2 separate regions of the Mus musculus genome follow, and region 2 is linked to region 1. A link is a loop called in an ENCODE intact Hi-C map of the cell type or tissue named here. Cell type or tissue: left cerebral cortex. All regions are shown on one strand. Region 1 has its middle 24 kb from the start of Pde2a. Region 2 overlaps Pde2a (phosphodiesterase 2A, cGMP-stimulated).

Region 1 (8,000 bases):
ACCCTCTCCCCACGTGTACTGGAGCGCACACACACCATACACTATGCCACACATACCACATGCACACCACACACACACACATGCACATCACACAACACAACACTGGCACACACATTACCACACATACCACATATATCACACATACACCACAGCCACACACCACACACCAAGCCACACACACCACATGTACACCACATACACATGCATACCACACATGCACACATACCATACAACACACACACATACCACACACACATGCATACCAGACACACACTTACTGCACCACAGACACACACACATATCACACCACATACACAAATATACACCATACAAACACATACACACACACACCACTACACACACACACACACACACACACACACACACACATAAATACTTCCAGATGAATTCTGCTGATGTAGGTGGGGCACTGCTGCAGGAAAGCAGAGAGTGGAAAGGCAGAGAGCTCGGGTGTTTGCCCCTCAGCACCCCACTCCTATTGTCAGGCAGTAGTGACCACACTGTCACTGTCACTGTCACTGGCAGTTCCTTCTCCACGTTTAAATTCTGGCTCTCGGGTCCAGTGTTCCTCTTGCCCCAGGCCTTCTCACTGCCAATCTAGACCCTCAACAGGAAGCCCGCCTCAGCACAGCCTACAGGGAAACTCGAGAGGCATTTCGGTTGTTCTCTACACACGGTCCTGGCTCCTTGAAGACTTGTTAGGTGATTAAACAAGCAATGCCGAAGATTTTATAGAGGACACTCTGGAGACATCCCTTCCCTCTCCAGGCTGTGGTGTTGCATGCTGGAAATCCCAGCACTCCAGGGGGATCGGCAAGGAGCCCAAGAGCCCACGGCTATCCTGACTACATAGTAAATTCCAGGCTACGCTGAGCTACAATGAGACCTTGCCTCAAAGGGGCAAAAATAAAATAAAACACATATAAGCTAAATGTTTAAAGTAATTAAAGAAAAAACACTTCAAAAACATTTCTTCTCTCCACTTTGGGCTGCCACTCAAAGCTTTAAAGCAATTCTGAATTTTCTGACATGGTATTGGTCCTCCTGCCTGCTCCTCACCTCTCCCACCCCAGTCCTGTGCAGCCAGAACCTGTCGCACCCCCCAACACTGGCCCCTGTCTGTTCCAAGACTCTTCCTGGATGATGGGGGTCAAATGAGCTCAGGTGGAAGACACTGGGGCTTCGAATTCCAAAGTTCAAGAGGGCAGATTTCTCTCTCGTGCCAGGGAAGGCTTTCTCCTTCTCAGCCTTCAGTCAGGCCATGTCTTCCCATCCTTGTGCTAACTAGCACAGCTGCTAAGGAGCCCAGCAGAGCCCAGCTTCCCCACACAGCTTCCTGTGGCCCCTCCATGCAGCTAAGGCTTGATGTTAACTTTAGTTTGCAACAAAATTCTTGGCAGGTGGAACCCACGTGTAGCCTCCTGACGCATGAGTGGAGCACAGCCTATCCCAGGGGGCAGGGAGCTGAGCCTTCTTCCTAAAGAAGCCCCGACGCTGTCCTGCATCCTGCTCTGGGTGGAGCTGGCTTTCTGGGCCTCCCCATCCATAACCCAGCATTGTCTCAGCCCCCAGAGCTCATGGAGAGACCATAGGGAACCCTTCAATGTCAGAACGGGAGAAGCCTAAAATAAAGGCTCTGCTCAAAATGACACAGTTGAGGCTCTAAAAGGAACACCACACACACACACACACACACACACACACCCCTATCACTAAACTCCTCTCAAGGAGTCCCTGGGTTCTGTGGAATGACAGACTTCACAAGCCCCCGGAAGGCCTCTTGCGGCCTGCAGAAGCGCTGGTTGAAACTTCAAAGGCAAAGGCCAAGAGGAGTGGAGACACCCAGGTGGAAGGAGGCACAAGCACAGACTTGGATCTCCTCAGGGTGCCCCAACTGCCTAAGGGGCTGAGGGAGAGGCCTTCCAGACCAGGCACACACCCTTCTTGCCACTCTAAGCCCTCTCTCTCTCCCTCTCCCTCTCTCTCTGATCTCACTGGGTGACTTCACTGTTCTTCTCTGCGCTTTGATAGTTGCTTCTGTATAAGGGGACTGGGCTGGGAGCCTTAAAGCTCTCTGGGCGCCATGAAGGTATTGTCCTCCTGGAAGGAATGCAATCTCTCCTCTCCAGCCACATCTAGCCTCTCAATCAATGGCCAAAGATTCCAGCCACCCAACCTGAACATGAAGGCAATAAGACCCTTCCTTAAGGTCTTCATGGCCTGCAGAGGATTCCAGAGTCCCCTGAGGGCCCTCAGAGTTCGTGTGCTTGAGCAGCATGTCCACTGCGGAAGCTTGACCTCTTGTAGCTCTCTCTACCCTCACGCAGGCAGGACTCAAGAGGGACGATGATGAGGGGCCAGACCTCAGTGAGGCCTTACTGCGTCAGCAGTACAGGCCTGAAGCCCTTCACACACATGCACTTGCAAACAGATACCCACAGTGTCATTAGAACACATGTGCATAACACTGTATACGTGCACACACATGCATACAAGCCATGCTTGCATACGCAACCGTCTACCAAGATTCAGATATCAGAATGAACACACAAGCACACATATACAAATATATACACGCCTTCCCACAAACAGAAGTCTACACATTCTCCCCCTCTCTGACCAGTATACACATACCTAAGACTGGAAAATCACACTAAGGTACAAACACACACACCACCACCACCACCACCACCAACAACAACAACAACAACAACAACAACAACTAATATTATTCTGCATTTCAGCATCAGACAAATTTCAAACAATAAAAAAAAAAAAAAACTAAACATAAGGTGTTCTTAAGTCTATTTCCCAATTAGTCAGCCCCTGAACTGAGGTGGGAAACTCCTATCTATGAGCTCATGTCTGTCCCTGCTTTGAGGTCCCAAGTGTTCTCTGTCCTCACTCCCCACTATGTGTGCCTTTGCAATGGAGCTCAAAGGAGGTGGGGAGCAATGTGTTACCCTCTCTCCCCCATCTAAGCTCCTTGCTCACTCTTCCCTCCTGGTCCACCTAACATCCAAGATTGGGGCTGGAATGGAGTGTGTAGCGACCCCTGCTGGGCTTATGTGACATTACAGCACAGCTCTGTTGTATAGTAGCAATTCCAAGCCTGGGCAGCAAAAGGGAAGAAGAGGAAGAGAACCCAAGTGTTGGGTGCTCCAAGAATGGAGTTGAGCTTTAGACAGCCTTTGGTCTGTCCATGTCAATCAGTGCTCCCGAGGCTTCAATGCCATAACCCCATGGTGACATCACTTCAAGCCCTCGGGATGGGAGTTCTGGCAGATCACAGCCGCACATCCAAACTCTCAGGTTGACATCGGGTCTTTAGGCCTAGCTCCCCACTCCTCTCGGCCTTACATCCCACAGAATGCAGCTCTTGCTTTCATCGTCCCAGGCAGCCCTTGTTCCTCAACTGAGAAGCCTCATCCCCAACTTGAACCGTCTATATCTTTCCTGTTTTTCAAGGCTAGTGCTTCACCATCTGGACCAATAATTCATGAGAATATCAGGAGCTTTGGGTGCCTGAGGGCCCTGTGCTCCAAGCCTGCCCCGCCCCCACTCATCCCAGTGGGCAAGTCAGTCCCTTCTTGAATCCTCTGCTCCTTCATCCAGAAAACAGCAGCCTCTTGGGTTTGTGGAGGGGATTAAAGAAGATCATAGCTGTGGAAATCGGGCTCAGGCAGCTGTAAACTTCCCTGTGCGTGTGCAAGAGTTCTCATTATGACTTAATCCTTTGATCCCTGCTCCTAACGCCACACTGAAGCACACAGCAAGCAGACAGGGAGCAGAGAAAGGGTCAAGGCTGCTTCATCTATGAGCTCCCCAGATCCCAACCCCTACCCTACTAGGGCCTGCCAACTACCAGCCTCAGCGGCAGGGTGTAGATTTGGCTGGAAAGAGGTTAGACCAAGTGTACTTAGTGCAAACTCACACCAAACTACAATTCCCAGAATGACTCAAGCTGCTGTGGGTGTGGCCACGAGTTTAACCCCTTCCTCGGTGAGCTCTTTCTTCCAATGTACCTTCTGGGGGTTGGCCTCAGACCAGGCAGGTGCAGCCTAGAAAGGTGGTCTTATGTCCATCAGACACCTCCTTCTGCCCACAGAGCATCTGTGCCTCTCACCACACCCACCGCCTCCTGTCTTTCCCACACACTGACGCTCTCTGGGCTCCTAGCCGTGGTCTAAAAGTGTAGGTGAGTGTGGGTGTTCTACAGTGACAGCAGCTAGCCTCTATATGAGCACTCACCGAATTCCTAGCGCTACGATCTGTGCTTCCAGATTCTTCACAACTATCCTGTGAGGACAGAAGGCTTATTGCCACTGCACACTTTTTGTTCAGAGGGAAGTGGAGCAACTTTCCAGGACCACGTGGCTCTGGGAAGAACCCATGTCTATTTGCCACCTTACCCCACACACACCCACCACCCCCACCACCTTGTCTTCAAAGCTTCTTCTGAACCAGGAAGAGCACCCCAGAAATCCCAAGGTTCATTCACCTCAGCATCACTAGTGGGAAGTCCTCCCAGATGTCGGACACCTACTCTTTCTGTTGTACCAAGCTCCAGCTGCCTCAAAAAGGGCAGTGAGTCTATCACTTCAGGGACATCAAGAAGTGGGTCACATCGCTAGGGAACTGGCCTTTCCCAGGGAGCGGGCAGCTAAACAATGAGAGATAAACGTGTGAAAAGATCCCCGTTACTAAATATATCGACATCCCAAGAGGATGGAGGTACTGACAGGGAGCTGGTGGTCCCCACCCTGGAAGCCATAGTCTGCGGGTCAGACAAGCCAGGGCACTTGAGCAGGAGATGGATGAGGCCATCTTGGCTGCCTGGGCCTGGGGCGGAGGGAGCGGGAGGCCAGCACTGAAGCAGGAGATCTTGTCTCAGCGCCTAACCTGCCAAGCTCAACGGGCTGATTTGAATATTGTTTTGCATTCATTTGCATGATACTTTCTGGAAGGGCTCCCACTCTACAAATACTGCCTTGCCCTCATTTCCAGGGTCTCTGCTTATTTCACTGAGCCATTCTCGTCCTTTGGCAGGCCCTGAGTAGGGGCACTAGAAGCAACCAAAATTGTTGCACATTTAAAAGACTTTACATTTCCGAGCTATCAGAGACACCTTCTTGGCTGGAAGTGCTACCTGTTGTCTAACCTTGATTCCTTGCTCCCTTTTCAGTGCTTCCCTCCCAGCACACACTTCAAACCTAGGCCACTCTGAGCTCTGCTAGTCCTGGCATAAGCAAAGCTATGCTATCCCTGCCTGGCCTTTGCGCATTGTGTGCTCTCAATTTGGCTAGCAGTGACTCTTCCTTCGAAGGCTGCGCCAGTGGCCCAGGCACAAGAGAGGAACGTGGTTCCTTCCTCCATCGCTGTCACTGGCTCCATCCATGTCCTTTTAGGAACGCAGTACTCAGCTGGGCAGCAGCACCAGGAAAGGCTGCTGAATGAATGAATGACCCTCCATCACTGAATCCCGTCTCCCTATTCCTGGCTGCTGTGGGTTACCTGCAGGAGGATCAAGGATGAATAAAGACTTGCCTCCAACTCTTTCTCATCCTGAGACACTTTCTCCTCCACCAGCCCAGTCACCCAGCCAGCAGATTCCACAGCTCTTCTATGGTGGTGGAAAGTTCTTCTTATAATCTATCCTCGTTTCTCCTTCAGGCCATGCTTGCTTCTGTACCATGGTTTCTAAAGAAGAGTCAGCCCCCTGTCTTGCCCCTACTCAGCTCACTATGTACCTTTACTAAAAGCTGTTCATTTCCCTCACTCGGCCTGGGATGCTGTCCTGCCTGAGATGCTGCCCCACCTAGATCATTTATACCCCTGAGTGCAACAGCTTAGGATAAGGACAATGACCTGGCATAGAGAAAGGACATAAAGCCAAACCAATTACTTGGGGTTGCTTTAAAAGAACGAGCTACCCAAGCAGAAAGGAGTGAGTGCCTTTGTAGTGTGCAAGTCAGGAGCTGGACAGGGCAGCCAGCACACCATAGAGGAAAGGAGCAACTGCCACGGGATGGCTCTGACATCCAAGATTTGGAGAAGAAACCTTGTAGAGTAGGGTGGGAAGATGAAGCAGCCATGGAGGGACTCCTTGGCTGTGTGAGTAAATACAGGGGATGTCACAGGGATGCATTTGAGCTACATTTATCAACCCTGACCGATGAGGGACGAAAACTGCAGGGTGGGTTATGAGGTTAGAGAGAAGAGACAGTCTACGAGGGCTTCCTAGCAGAGGCAATCTATCCAAAAATCTTTACCCATCTCCACTTCCTGAGAAAGGGCCACACTCCTGGGGGTGACATTGGGGACCCTATAAATGCTGGGCCCTTTGCCTCTGTCTCTTTCCATGCCCTTTCTGGCTCCTGGCCTGGGTCCGTTCTGTGCCTTGGCTACACTGAAATGTCCATATCTTCCTATCTTTACATGTTGTTCTGCTGCTCCTTGCCTGTGAGCATCTTTGGGGCCCAGCCAAACATTCCTTCTTCAGAGTCTTTTCCATACAGCCCTGTGACACTGTATGGTATCAGTTTCCATCCCTGTCTCTTTCATACTGAGCATGCTTTGAGTGTGAAGACTGTGTTAGTGCCTCTAATGACCATGTCATGGGTACCAGGCAGGCTCTAGGGAGGCCCTGTTGATGAACAAATGAATGAAGTAATGAATGAGTAAGTGAAGGAGCCAGGCAGAGGGGTTATATTTTAAAGGCCCTGGCAGCAGAAGGCAGAAAAATGCAGTGCTGGCAGCAGTGTAGCTGAGAGTGAGACTCCAGTCCATTAAGACGGGGAGGGGTACTGATGGGAGTACATTCCCCCCGCCCGCCATCACCATTTGGCTAGATCCCAGACAAGCCATCAGCAGTCTCTGGGGACAAGAGCTGGAGTGGGAAGCAGGAAAAGTGGCAGGAGCTGCGTGGTGGGTGGGATTGGAGCCGCAGGGAACATGGGCAATCAATGTCCAGTGAGCTGACCGGACCCAGAGCAGCCCAGGAGCCCAAAGGAGAAGATGACCAGGCTGCTGAGGACCAGGCTGAGGATAAGGCCCAGCTCTAGTTAGTCTGGCAGTCAGGGGAGGTAGCAAAAGGTAATTCTGCCACTGTGCACCTCAGCTAGGAGATCTCTCTCTCTCTCTCTCTCTCTCTCTCTCTCTCTCTCTCTCTCCCACCACCCCCCCCCCACCTGAAGATACACTGCAGAAAGTTCTATTCTATCTGCCCCCTTGGCTGACTTGTCTGGTTTGGCCCCAGACCTCCTTGTTCCTTGAACTGGCCTGGCCCCTGCTCTCCTTTTCTGGGCCCAGTTCCCTGAACAACCTAGCGAGTGTCACTGAAGCAGGTCTCTAACACAAACATAGTCCCATCCTTCCTCTGCCCAAATATTCATATCCCTCCCTTGAAGAAAACTCTTCAAGGTTCCCTTGGGACCTCTGTACAAAGCCCAGGGGATCTGGAGTTGGAAGTTCTGCAAGCTGTGGCTCCTGCCCAGGCTGCAGCTACTTACTTCTCCACAGCATGTCTCCACAGCTTCCTCCCTGTTCTTCTGCCCAATCCCACCTCTCGGCTTTGGCTTAAACCATTCCCAGGATGCACCACCTGTTAGCTTGTGCTGCTCTTTATTGCTTCGTTATTCTCAAGCTATTTTGTGTCTGTGCAGTTTAGGGGGCCCCAGAGGACAGGGCCATTATTGCCAATTTCTTTTCTGCATCTCTCCACAGGGTATAGAATGAATTGTCCTGGGCTCACAGAGGTGGTCACACATTCAGCCACCTCCTCCCTCCCTGGGCAGGCCAAAGTGTCCCAACTGTGTATTCAACCATGAAAGAAAAGAAACACCCACACACAAGTGGGCACCAATAGGCACACACATGCACACCAATTACACAAAGACCAAGATGTACACATATTCTCACACCAGCCCCGTGATCACACACCCACACCAGAACACTTTAGGTGAACACACAGATCCACC
Region 2 (8,000 bases), 77 kb before region 1:
AAAGCAGAGAGAGAGAAAGTCAGAGAGACTGTCACTATCAAGATGTGGGACCTATCTATCTCCACCTCTCTTGATGCCTCATACCCCAAAATTTAGAGTCTTAGAATTCTAAACCTAAACTAAAGGACAATTAAATAGGTGAACGGGCATGCGGCAAACTGTGAACTACCCAAAGTTTAAGGGGCCCAAAAGCTAAGACTTCTTGGAAGCAAGCCCACATATGATCTTAGAGGAACGGGCAGCTTTGGGGCACCATCCAGCCCACTGCTGTCCCCTAGGCTACCCTGTGACCCCATAATGGTGAAAGGCATACCTGGCCTAACTCTGAAGGAGACTCCATAACCATCCTTGGAGTTCCTGCCTCACCCGAGAGTTCTTATGCACATCTAACTGATATCTATACTTCCCACCCTCCACCCCCATGACCCAGCTAGACTGGGAAGGGCCAGCTTACCATAGAAGTGTCGTCCTCAGGCAGAGACCGAGGCGTGTAGGTAAAGTTGGCAAAGTTGGAGTCAATGGCGGCCACAGGTTGGATGCCATCGTGGAGAAGCTTGGTGTATTCATCATCAGAGACCTAGAGCAGGCAAGCCAGGCATGAGAAGATGGCCTCCTCCCTCTCTGGTGCTCTCCCATCAAATTTCCATGCAGATGCGGTATCCCTTGTCCAGCATACACCAAGCTGGATACTAACTCTCTATATATGCCACTGGAAAGATCACCACAGCACTGCAGCCCACATGCCTGTGCCCCCTGCCTATGCCCGGATGACCACATCCATGTCTGACAATTCTAGGCAAAGATAAAGAATGCTGGTGTGTGGGCTGGAGAGATGGCTCAGAGGTTAAGAGCATTGACTGCTCTTCCAGTGGTCCTGAGTTCAAATCCCAGCAACCACATGGTGGCTCACAATCATCTTTAATGAGATTTGATGCTCTCTTCTGGAGTGTCTGAAGATAGCTACAGTGCAGTTACATATGATAAATAAATAAAATCTTTCTTTTTTAAAAAAAAAAAGAATGCCTGTTTGTGATACTCCAATGCCTGGTAGCTAGCCTTTCACAGACACCAAGTCTATCAGTTTGTCTCTCGGGGAGAGCCTTCTAGTATCTAATCGCAATCCCACATACCACTGCTTTGTGCCTGTTCCCAAAGTTTGGGACACAGATGAGAGGAGATGACCCAGTAAACAGTGATTGTCATATGCTCTAAGCTAAGACTTGAGGTAGCTCTTCTGATCCAGGCCTGGTAATGGGACTGGGGTACCAGTAATTAAGATCATGCAGGGGTGCACGGCCACTGCATCCAGACAGTGGCAGGGGAAAGCCCTGAGCAAGGTTTTCAGCTTTCAGGGATTACCCAAGTCGGGCATACTCTCTGGATGTGGGGTGGGGGTAGCTGTCCGAACCAAATTTTCTCCTGAGTGAAAGCCTGTTGGCTGCCTTCACATCAGGCTAAGAAAAAAGCTTGAGAGAGGATTATGGGTAAGTTGGGGAAGCCCTCTAGGTAGAGCAGAGGCCAGGTATTGGTGTGGGTCTGTTTTCCCAGTCTCAAGAGCCAGCAATAGCCAAGCTTAGCCTGGACCTGGGTTGCAGAGGATTCTGGGAGTCAGAGAAGACATGTGGAGCAGGTGCTCCCAGACCCTAAGATGTACAGAAGCTCCAAGCAAGCCTCACCTTCATATGATACATCATCATCTCATTGGCCAGGTGGCTGCGGTATTGGGCTTCATTCACCTTTTTGTATAGGAGAGACTGAGGAGAGAAAATGGAAAAGATGGGGCTGGAGCTGAAGGCTGTGACATCCTCAGAATGCCTGGAACTGGTACAAACGGGTCAGGCTGCAGAAGTTCTCCTTCCTCTCCCGTTGGGGGCCCAGTATAAGCCATTAGCAATAGCCCAGTGTTCAGGCCCCACCCCGATGCTAATCCCAGCTCTCTTACTGGCCTTCCCCAGTTTCTTAACACCTGAGGCACTTTGTCCCCTGAACTTGGTAGCCCTTGGAGGAGAAGATCAGAAAGCAGGGATTAACTCGGGTACTTAGGTTGGATTTTCAGGCTAGAGATGCCAAAAGTATGGAGAGAAAGATCCAACGTTTGCTACAAAGATACGGACTAGTAGATTGGAGTTGCTGGGGTGGGTAGGGAATCTTACCAAGAGGGTTTTCTATGTGTGTGTTAGGGTTTTTGTTTGTTTAGACAGTGTCTCTCATGTAGCTCAGGCTGGCCTCCAACTTGCTAGGTAGCCAAGGTTTTGAACTCCACCCTCCTGCTACTCCCTCTCAAATCCTAAGGTTATAGGCCCATACTATCACGTACTACCATATATATACCCATCTAGCCCAGCAGAACTAGGTGGGGTTTTGATTTGTTTTGTTTCTTTTCCTTTCTCTTTCATGATCCTCAGAAGCTGGTTGGACAGGACCAGAAATAGTATCCCCAGCTTTGCATGCTGAACGACTAGAGGCAGCCAGCATGTATGGCGGGCTGCATAGCATCCCGCTCGCTGGGATCGGAGCCCTGAGCATAGACAGGCCAGAGCGAAGAAAGCAGATGTGGGGGATAGAAGAAGGACACCCTCCCCGCCCCAGTAGCGCTCCCTCACGTGGGCGATGCTGATGCCACAGTAGATGGAGAAGGCTGTGGCCAGGTCCTCATCAAACTTGCTGAACCATGGCCCATTGATCTTGTTCACTAGCTCAGCCACACCAATGACCTCTGGGAAGAGAGAGAAAATGGGAATCGCTGGTGAAGGGGTCCAGTGAGACCTGCCTTCTCCTAACTCCTCTGGAAGAAATGGCTCAAGACTAGACAATCCCTGGCTCTTTAGGTTCCGACCCTAGAACCACTTTCCCCTAGTCCCCGCCCCGGCTCCACCCCCGTACAGCCCCTTCAGGCCCCGCCCCTGGCCACCACGAGTCGGCACCCTGGTTCTCGTTCTTGATAGGGAAGCAGAGAATGTTGCGCGTGCGGAAGCCAGTGCTGTCATCTACGCCGCGATAGAAAAGCGGATGGGCATATGCATCTGGGATGTTCAGGATCTGGCCCGTAGTCGCCACGTGGCCCGCGATGCCTTGGTCCGCCGGGATGCGGATCTCATAACTCTGCCCAAACAGGGATGGAATAGAAAGCAAGAAGTTAGCCTGCCGTATAGACACTTTTCAAATGTGGCTTTTCCCCCAGGTCCTCTTGCTTACTCCCGGACACCCTCCATACTCCCTCACCTCATCGTCCACAACGCCACCATCGAACACCTTGGCCACCAGCTCGTTCTGATCCAGCAGGAACACCGAGCAGCTGTGGAGAGAAGAGGTTGGTTCGTGGGGTTCTGACGCCTCTCGAACCACCACATATGGCTAGTGTAGCGATTACTGAGACCCTGGAAAGTGTCCTAAAGTGAGACACTCTCCTCGGAGCTGGACAATTCCAAACATCTCTCCATCTGCCTTTTATTTGTTTTGTATTGTATTGTTTTAAATTCCTACTAGGTTTCATAGAAACCCATGGCAAGCAAAGTTAGCGCTGTCCTGGCTGAAACAAGGGCCCAGGCAGAAGGAAATGTCAGATAAGAAGGTAGGGAGGGGGCAGAGGCGGTGAGGGCTGAGACTTCCCCTCCCGCACCACCCCACTTCTGCTCACATCTCTGCGTTGCTGAGGTTTCTGGCTTCCGTGATGATCTCCTGTAGCAGGACAGAGACATCATCTGGAGGAGGGGGAAGGAGAAGCACGTGAGACCTGAGGAATGCCAGGCAAGCATCTCTTCCACATCTCCTCCTCCCCAAACGCCTTGTGTGGGAGACACATCACTCACCCAGGTGGGTGAAGAGGTTCTTTGCCACTTGGAGAAGAGCCTGGGAAGGAGGAAGTGAAGATCGTAAAGATGGCCCGGGATGTTCTCATCCCTTCCCAAGTGCTCCTAGAGCAGGCTGGCAACTGACGTGCCTAATGAAACCCTTTGGGTACTAAGTGAAGGAGCTGGGGAAGAATAGTGAAGTTCTTGGGTCTCAAACGGCTGCCACCTTTGCCTCTGGCTGCCCAGATGTTGTGGTAGTGCCCGTGTTAGACACTAGAGGGCAATCACAGACAATGCCTAGAGCCCAGGGAAATACTGACCTCTCTCTCTTTAAGGGACTTCCAGGTCACTAGGTTACCCAGCCACAGTGCTGCCACTGGCCTAGATAACCCAGGCAGCATCACCCTCGTGGATAGCCTTCTGGGGCTGGCGCGCGCAGGTTCTTGGGAAAAGCTCAAGGCAGGCACTCACCTGGCACTCACACTTGAGCTTCTGCTCCTTCTGGAAGGCCAAGGTGCTGGTGAGCACCGTGCCTGTGTAGTGGAAGCAGTGTTGGATCACGTGTTCATCCTCATCTGTGAAGCTGGAAGTCGGGCTGGGGGTCAGCAGAGAGGACAGGGAAGATGGCCTTCTCGGCCCCTTTCTCCTTTCCTGCATGCTACCAGGAAGCTCCTATCTGCCAGCTAATGAAACTCTTCACACTGGGACTACACACCATGCCTTCTCCCCCTTCAGGCACAGAGCTCTAGGGAAAGCTCTGACTGCCCTCAGACCAAAATGTGGGTTCCTCCTCAGGCCACTGTTTATTTGAGGCAGGCTTATGTACATGTTGCTCAGGCTGGCCTGGAACTTCTAGGCTCCCGTGATCCTCCCACTTCAGACCCCCTAGAACCTGGGGCTATTGCCATAGTGCCATGACACCCCCACTCTCAAACTCACAAATCTCCTCCAAGCTTGTTGAAGGCGCAAGCCAGGGCCACCACCTGGTCAGTGGCTCGGCTGATGACAGGGACACACAGCATAGCCTGCAGCTCACAACCCAACATGTTTTGCAGCTGTTGCACATCGTCCTGCAGAGATGAAGGAACAGTGAGGAGGGGCAGTGTGCCTCTTCCCTAGCTCTCACCACACTCCGAAGCCCGTTATGGCACGAGGACAGGGTGTCACCAAGTCTGGGTCTTGTCTCCCCATCTCTAGGCTACCCCATTCCAAAGACACTGGGGCTTGAGCAAAGGGTTTCCCCCTCCCTCTCCCTTGGCTCAGCATGGCCATGGCTTACAGAGGTTAGGTCCTTCAACTGGATACACTGCTTGTCTTCCACCACCTGCCCCAGACGTCCCATGGTCAACTGGAAAGTGAAGAGAGACCCCGTTGGCCCAGCTCTCCCTGGGTCAACCCATCCTTGCCTTCCAAGTCTGGAAGTTTCAACAAACCCTTTGAACAGTTCAGGAATGGATGGAGCTGATGCTGAGAAGCAGAGGAGAGAAGTGGGGGGGGGGGGTTGGAGAGGGACGACTTGGTAATCAATAGTGAACTTGAGGGTTTTCCCTAACTAGAGAGTGATAAGCAGACCCCAAAGAGTCTCACTGATCTCAAGAGATTCTAACAGGTTCGTGTCTAGAAACACTCAAGCCTGTCTCATCTAAGGCTTCCTCTACGAGCTTGCTTCTACTAGAGTCTGATCATGAGAGACAGGGCTCCTTCGTAATTCTTCTAAGTAGCTCTCACGACCTGGACTGCTCCCACCAAGACATCTAGGTGGCCCCAGTTGCTAGGCCTTCCTGGTCCCTGCAGGCTCCAATGCTGAGGATGGAGATGGAACTCACTGGAAAGCTGACCTCTTCTCCCAGCACTTTGTCTCCAATGACCTGTGGGACCCAGGAATGGAGACAGGTTTATGGGAGGAAAGGCAGACACGGGTTGCCCCGCCTCACCGTGGACTTGAACCCTCACCTTGCAGGAAAGCTGTAGATTGTCCTCCGACACCAGCAGGAGGCAGCAGTGAGTGGCCTGTGTCTCCTGCTGCAGCTGCAGGGGGACAGACAGAGCCAGGCTGAGGGCGGGGCTGGAACACCCGCTAGCCTCTCTGGGTTTTTCAGGATTGTAGAAGAGAAGAGAGGGTGGGGTGTCCCAATCTGAACAGAGGTGATGGGGTCAAGGGTCTGTTGGTCTTTGGAGAGAGAGAGGGTGGAAGAGGAGATAGATGCTCAGGGACTCACATATTGAAGGACTTTGAGCTGCAGAGAAGTAGCATCCAAGTCAAAGAGTTCCCCTGCAAGAACAAGGCTGAAATCAGAGAGGGCTCTGCCTTGCCTGGGGGCTGCTTCCAGGCTCCACCCCTGCCTCTCCTCAGGCTCCGCCCCTGTCTCTCCTCAGGCTCCACCCCTGTCTCTCCTCAGGCTCCACCCCTGCCTCTCCTCAGGCACCGCCCCTGTCTCTCCTCAGGCTCCGCCCCTGTCTCTCCTCAGGCTCCGCCCCATCTCTCCTCAGGCTCCACCCCTGCCTCTCCTCAGGCTCCACCCCTGCTTCTCCTCAGGCTCCACCCCTGCCTTGCTTAAGGCTCCACCCCTGACTCTCAGGCTCCGCCCCTACCTCGCCTCAGGCTCCACAAGACCACCCAGAACACCCACATGCTTTCCAAGTGTTATCTGGGTTCTGCCTTGTGTTATAACTCACCTCTCAGGTCCCGCCCACTCCAGAGACCTGGCCCTGCCCCTCCAGGATCGACCCTATCCTATAGACCTGCCCGAGTTTGGCCCTCACCACACAGTTGCAGGATCTTTCGGTCATGGTCGGTGTACCCCTTCTCATCCTTTTGATCTTCAGAGGCATCCACTGACGTGTTCTGAACAGCTTCAGGCCTGCGCTGCTGCAGGGCCTGCACCCTCCGCAGGGCTACCAGAGCCTAGGGGACGGCCGAGTGGTCAGCATGACCTTGCCGTTCAGTGTCACTACCTGACTCCCCTCCTTAGCTCAAACAAATCCCTCTTGGGTCCCCCATAATGTTCATTGCCTATCCCTGTTCTGGTTCCAAACAATTCAACCCGCTGGTCCCTCCACTTCCTAGGAGCTCCCACTGTCCTTAGAGCCTCGCTTCTTCCACGGCTAAGTATAGCTGCCCCCGGACCCCCGCTCGCAGACTCTTCAAAAGAGGATCAGATTTCCTGTCTAACACCACCCTGATTAAGATCACAGACTCCTGAAACATTAGGCAGAAAAGAGCCTCAGTTATACACAGGGTCTTTGACTCATCACTAACCCAGCTAAGTTAGCGCTATGTTACCCCATCTTCAGTTGTGAAACTGCTTGCTCAAGGTGGTCACGCTGGAACCAGAAGCCAGGCCTGTCCAGCTCTCTGGCCAGATCGTCTTTCCTACAAGCTCTGGTAAGGATCCTCAGCAGCCCCTGTGTTACCACGATCCTACCCGACTCACGTGCTTCTCTACCACCTGCAAGCTCTGTTCCTCACTGTCACTCAGCTGGCCACAGTGCACCTGGAGAGAAGGGAGAAGCGACCAGATGTGACCTTCCCCAGTCTGTCTTCACTTGCATGTCCTCCCGTGGCCAGCTCAACACCAGTTGCCACCAATACAGTCTATGACCTCCATGTAAGCCAGGCAGCTAGCTCTGAAGGTGACTTTCCCAAGGAAGACGTCCAGGGCAGGTGATAAGAGTGGAACTTTCCTGTCTGTCCCATCACTTTCCACGCTTACTGTTCCGTTCCTGGAGCAAACTGTGCCACAGACAGCCCAGTCCAGGTATACAGAGTCAGGAAGGCGGACCTCAGACCCTTCTCCATCGTCCACACACGGAGCGCTTCAGGCCCTGATTAGAGGATTTGTGGAATTGGCTTTAGCCTCCAGCTCCATCCGTTCTGAGTGGGGTTTGAGTTGCCCTTACATCTGGGGTTAAAGAAGGGAGCCCAGGCATGACTGACACCTGCCAGGAAGCTGTGCACAGATGAATGGGCTGAGGGAGGGAGTGCTTTTTGCCTTACACATGGTTCTCACCATGGGGAGATGCAATCTTCCCCTTACAGATGAGCCAGGGAGGCCAGAGGTGGGGGACCTTCCGAAAATCATCAAGCAGAAAGTAGCAGCGTTAGGACATCTCTATCCACCCCTCCCCTTCCCGCTTCCATGTTGACTCTCTAGATTCATTCTTACCACGCGGTTATCCTCCCCTGTCCTGTGTCCCTGTGCTAGTTAG

What was found. A loop is a pair of places that touch in the nucleus more often than their neighbours do. Peaks named below come from ENCODE experiments on the same cell type or tissue, not always from the same donor. Only the 100,000 strongest peaks of a DNase experiment are listed, where the experiment ranks them.
Region 2: it touches region 1 in a loop (2.2-fold over the local background); 4 of 42 quality-filtered maps call a loop at or near these places.

What each region holds. Positions count from the first base shown.
Region 1 is chr7:101,423,009-101,431,008 of GRCm38, reverse strand. It overlaps a transcript of Pde2a not described here. Among named protein-coding and RNA genes, the nearest start is that of Pde2a, 24 kb to the left of the region's middle. In left cerebral cortex, a CTCF peak has its summit at 3,088 (motif pointing left); DNase peaks (open chromatin) are centred at 4,947, 5,283, 6,858, 7,576 and 4 more places; H3K4me3 peaks cover 3,658 bases; H3K27ac peaks cover 2,719 bases.
Region 2 is chr7:101,499,673-101,507,672 of GRCm38, reverse strand. It overlaps Pde2a (phosphodiesterase 2A, cGMP-stimulated), which reads right to left. Exons shown (of 30, transcript NM_001143849.2): 6 at 7,226-7,285; 7 at 6,555-6,696; 8 at 6,011-6,063; 9 at 5,745-5,819; 10 at 5,618-5,659; 11 at 5,071-5,139; 12 at 4,731-4,861; 13 at 4,263-4,374; 14 at 3,810-3,849; 15 at 3,638-3,701; 16 at 3,223-3,295; 17 at 2,925-3,102; 18 at 2,604-2,716; 19 at 1,677-1,754; 1 more. Among named protein-coding and RNA genes, the nearest start is that of Mir139, 28 kb to the right of the region's middle. In left cerebral cortex, CTCF peaks have their summits at 4,058 (motif pointing right) and 5,770 (motif pointing right); DNase peaks (open chromatin) are centred at 3,774, 4,045 and 5,790; H3K27ac peaks cover 2,315 bases.